2 separate regions of the Mus musculus genome follow, and region 2 is linked to region 1. The links are chromatin loops, found by intact Hi-C in ENCODE. Cell type or tissue: left cerebral cortex. All regions are shown on one strand.

Region 1 (2,500 bases):
AGCGTGGTAACCAAAGGCTCTCATTTGCTCACACTGCTCTGCTGGCCTAGCCAGAAGACAGACATTCTTATGTTCACTCTGCCATATTTTGTTGGAAGTTAGCTTCTTGGAACCTGGTGGTAGTCATACCAGCACAGTGGCTAAGAAGTGAGACACTTGCTTTTTGCTTTTGCATCTTTTTATATGGGGACTTGTGGTGAAGAGCTTTGCTTTCTATAACGATACAAAGTTAAACATACAAAGAAGTGCTTAAAAAGTTCCAAGGAGCCAAGAAGACTTTCAAGTTTAAGGATAATACAGAGAAATGCTAAAGTGCACAGAAGCAGATCAAATTGTAGAAATTCAAGCAAAGAATGTGAGACAGGTGGACAGAGATGATTAAAACTGGCCCCACCACTGAGGGCTGAGAGGTCTGGCCCAGATAGAAATCCTTTTCCCAGTTCCCTGTCCAGCATATTGTAGATCTAACATTCTCAATTGTTAGAGATAGAAGAAGAGCAGAAATGGCCGCTGCTTCTCCCAGAAGAATTCACATCAATTATGAATGATAAAGCAAAGCAGCAAACACAAAGCAACCCACCACTCCTTAAAATCCAGATTTGGCTTGCATCTCTTCTTAAAGAGGAGGTGAGTTACAATAGAATTGCTTCTGCTCACATCTGTGACATAGAATAGTATCAAGCCCCGGAAAAAATAAAAAGAGTTGCCATGGGGCCTGGGGAGATGGCTCAGAGGATAAAGCTCTGGTCACAAGTGTAAGGACCCAAGTTCAGACCTCCGCACCCACACAGAGCTGATGGCAGTCATGGGGAGCCATCAGGATGTCCAGCCCTGTCCCATGCTGCTGTGAACAGGAGACCCTACCTAAAACAAGGTGGAAGGGAAGGGGACACACTTAAGGTTGTCCTCTGACCTCTGCACATGCGCTGTGGCATCAGTGTAGCAAGACACACAGATATCACACAAATGCACAGCAAAAGAAAGAAACCGTTGCTATGAACCCTTGTACGAGCCGTGAGAACACAAAGGCAGCAGAGACTGGCCTCCCTGCCTTCCCCCAGCCCACGCTCAGCAGATCTCTGGGCGTTGGCAGGGCCTCATGAGTGGGCTGGTCCTCCTTTTTGGTGTTGGCTCTGGACTGCACTGGTCTAATTCACTGCCAATTAATCTTGTCAGGCAGCCTGCTGATGCCAGCTGTAGCTCAAACACCCTCACGGCGAATACCCAGCCCAGTGAGCCTTTGTGTAGCCATCGCTGAAAATGTGAGTAAAAAGTTTTAATTTGGACAAACCCTAGGGCATCTGTTCTTCCTGAAAAAAGAAAAAAGAAAAAAAAAAAAGGTGCAACACTCGGTGTATACATTTTTTTTTTTTTGGTGGAGTTTTTTAAAAATAGAATAATCCAGTTTTGAACACGAGGGAGTTTTGAAAAACCAATTTAAGCATAAATAAGTTCATCAGCTACTCATTGTGCTGTGTAAAGCTTGTGAATTAAAAGAAACATAATGGTCATTAGGAAAAGCATGCCTCCCCCTCCCCCCCATTAGTAGTGTGCGTTGTTTGCTGAGCAGTGGGAGTGTGAATATTTGTACCTGTGTGAAGGAGAGGAGCGCGTAGGTTTGTGGGAAGTGGGTGCGGGTCACCGAGTCAGCGGGCGTGGGCGGAGGCTGGGCGCTGAGTCAGAGGGAGGAGGAGGGCAGGTATGTGTGGGCGGCTGGAGACAGCAGCCACAGCTTTGCATGCGAATGTCTCAAGGAAACAGTCCAAGCATTTTTAAAAAGCCTTAGAAAACTGGGAGTCAAAACTGAAGCAGAGTCCAGCTGACCAGGCTGCTTTACCGATGGATGATCTAAAGTTTTAAAATTATTACTTAAGTTATTTCTGGTCTGTGGCTATTTCTTTTTTTCCGCCTGATAATTGGTGTTGAACATTCCCATGTCTTTTGCAGGGCACTTTTTCTGCCTGTCCTCTCTTGTAAAAGTGACCTCAGAGTTGCCTTTGTGCACAAGTAGGACCCGGGCAGAGCCAGGGATGAGTGGAAGATGAGCTTAGAGTTTCCATCCAAAATAATCCTTAATGCCCTAAAGAGATAGTGTCACTGTTCTAACCTTATATGGGATTTTAAAATCTACTGCATTCAAGCCTGAAATGGCATGGTAACATGAGGCAGACAGGGAGCCATGGTTCATGGAGATAAACTGCCACATGCTGCCTACTGATTTAGGCATGGAGAGAGAACGTAGAAGGACTTGGCTATGGAGTGGGAGTCTGTACAATTAATCAAAAGCAAACGTGGGTGGGACATGGCGCTACCCAGCTGTGATCCCAGCACTGGGAAAGCAGAGGCAGGGGGATCAGGTTAAAGACTGTCTCAGTTTATAGGAAGTTTGAGGCTAACCTGGGGTACGGAAGACCCCATCTTACCACAACCAACAACAACCAAGTTCAGAAAGGGATAAATGCAAGGGTATTGGTCTTTGCCAACAGCGCCCTGCTGAGGT
Region 2 (2,500 bases), 77 kb before region 1:
CCTGGGATTAAAAGTATGGAGCACCATGCCTGGGCCTAAGCTTAGATAGGTAAAATATTGCCCCAAAGTCACCACTCCCTTAATCTCTTTTTCTCCTTGAACATAGGATTCATCTCCATTTCACTTCCTTGGTGCCCTTTTAATACTTGAACCATATAGTTTGTATTTTTTCCTTTTTCAGCTTGCTCCTTTTTAAGAGCATCTTATTATGCTCTTCATAAGAGTGAATTTTAGTAACCACACAACAGAATATATACCAGGATGTTTTGAGACTTCCTTTGTCAAAGCAATTAATCTAATTGAGGAGCCAGCAGCTGGCCAGTTAGAGATATTGAGTACTTCAGTATTTATGAATGTTGAAAGCTTCAGGGCCTTCTGCATATTTCATGTGTCACAACTGGCAGGTATGTCTTGCTTTTCTCACTCCTAGTTATGCTTCTTGTGTAGATATTCTCTCTGTGTGTGAGACATGTTTCATGTGTCAGACTCTCACTTGAGGTATCTTATGAATGTTGTATATATAAGCTATGTTAGTTCTAAATTCCATTTTCTCCATTTGTATTTCTCTTATTTTAGGAGAATTAAAATCTTTAAATTCAACACACACATTAGAAATACCCGTGGGGTACATTTTCAATAAAATAAATGTTTGGAAAGAATTTAAGATCTGGCTAGCTGGTAGAGATCGAAAGGGATATGGTTCATATGGGGAAGAGAGACATCTAATTATATGGGTAATGTATCATTTCTTAGTGTGGATGGTGAGCTCATGGGCATTCATTTTATTATTTTTGTAAGTTTTTTGTATTAATTCCTTTTGTCAAATTGCAAGTGAAGTTTGAGATGATGCAGTACTTAGGCCTTTGCATATACTAGGCTCTTGATTACAAGTAGCCGATAAGCTTTAAGGCATATATTTTTGTGATTTTTTTTGTTACATATTCAACATAAGTAATAAAATACCCTTATATGAAGATTTCAGTACATCAATCTTAGACAACCACTTCTAACTGTTGTCTGGTGTTGTCTAAATTAAGGTTTGTTTCCCGGACAAATGAACTTTGCTGTACTGTCAACACAGACAGTGTGGTCGAACATTCAACACGATCCCACGTATCCTGTGAGCGCCATTCCCACAGTGGAGTGGAGTTAGGCTGTGTGCTGGCCCGCTGTTTTCCAATCTGTCATCTGGTTGGATCTGTATCTTGGAAGATACTGCCTTCCTCCTCTAGAAAGACGGCTCTCATCCAACATCTTCAAAAGAATTCACACTCATCATGTGATAAAAATTCTTGAGATTTTGTAACTGATGGTCATGGTTGGCCTCTTGAATTCTAAACAAATAAAATCTGCAAAGTGACACTCTTGTTTCTTAATTCAGCAGTTTAAATGGAGAGCAGCACTAAAAGTAGCCCCATGCTTTGACCCCAAGAGACACTGATTTGTCTAGGTTTCCCACCAAATCAGTGGGCAGAGCCTATTTTCAATGGCTTAGGAACCATGTAAGAGAACATTAGAATCTCCCTCTCTCTCTCTCCCTCTCCCTCCCCCCCCCCCCCTCTCTCTCTCTCTCTCTCTCTCTCTCTCTCTCTCTCTCTCTCTCTCTCTCTCTCTCGCAGGGATTAAGGGCAGGTGCCACCACTGTGTCTCTTCAGGCAGCAGCAGCAGAGTCGGGCACAGCTCAGAGTATACTATACCATTCTGGAACAGACTAGACCCCCAGTCACATCTGTCTCTCTCCTGTAGTTCAGATTCTTGATATTTAGAAGAAATTCAAATTCAGGGTTGTGGTTGTACTGCGTGGTCAGACAGCTGAAGGTGATGTTGTCCATGACTAATGTTCCCTCAGGTCAGAGAAGCGATGGAAGGAGAGCAGCGGCAAACCTGGCTCTTCCCTGGCATTGTTCTCTGTAAAGCTATTTGCCTTTTTCCTCTTAATTGCTGTCAATTTCTAGTGGCCTGTGTTCCCTGTCAGGGCATCCAGCCCCAAACATTATACTCAGCCCAGATGTGTGACCGTACTATCCCCCACCCTGGTGGGTGCTCATAGTTTCTGTTGAGAGGGCTGGACAGAGCGCATTATTCTTTGTGTGACAACAGGAAGGCCACTCCAGGTTTGGGAAACTGCAGCCCCTGGTAGTTGCAGTCACAGCAGGCTCTGTGTCCTCTGGGTCTCAGGTTCACTTCCTAGAAGCCAGGATGCTGCTCTCTGGTCTCTTTTTCAAGAAGCCCTCAAGATTCTAACCCCCAGGGTCCTCTCCTCTGAGATAGTCTGGGGAATCAAAAACCCAGAAATCCTCGGAAATGGGGTGGAGCAAGGGATCCTCCAGGCCAGAGTCACTTGGCCTCTAGGCACGCTTTGGTGCTATGGCTGACATCCAGAGGCCAGTAGCAGGGTAGCTGGCAGCCAGGGCCTGGGCTAGTCAGGTACAGAAGGACCAGGGAAGTGAAACAGCAGGGTGTGAGGGCGGGACTGGCCAGGTTCCCACAGTCTGCTGAG

What was found. Hi-C counts contacts between places; a loop is a spot of excess contacts. Peaks named below come from ENCODE experiments on the same cell type or tissue, not always from the same donor. Only the 100,000 strongest peaks of a DNase experiment are listed, where the experiment ranks them.
Region 2: it touches region 1 in a loop (2.3-fold over the local background); 4 of 42 quality-filtered maps call a loop at or near these places.

Annotation. Positions count from the first base shown.
Region 1 is chr1:52,596,343-52,598,842 of GRCm38, forward strand. It overlaps a transcript of Nemp2 not described here. Among named protein-coding and RNA genes, the nearest start is that of Gm28178, 17 kb to the left of the region's middle. In left cerebral cortex, no CTCF peak of the experiment used is centred here; DNase peaks (open chromatin) are centred at 1,137, 1,668 and 2,163; H3K4me3 peaks cover 347 bases.
Region 2 is chr1:52,519,171-52,521,670 of GRCm38, forward strand. Gm553 (a long non-coding RNA gene) reads left to right here. Exons shown (of 6, transcript XR_373402.2): 6 at 1,038-1,533. Among named protein-coding and RNA genes, the nearest start is that of Gm553, 16 kb to the left of the region's middle. In left cerebral cortex, no CTCF peak of the experiment used is centred here; DNase peaks (open chromatin) are centred at 1,208 and 2,494.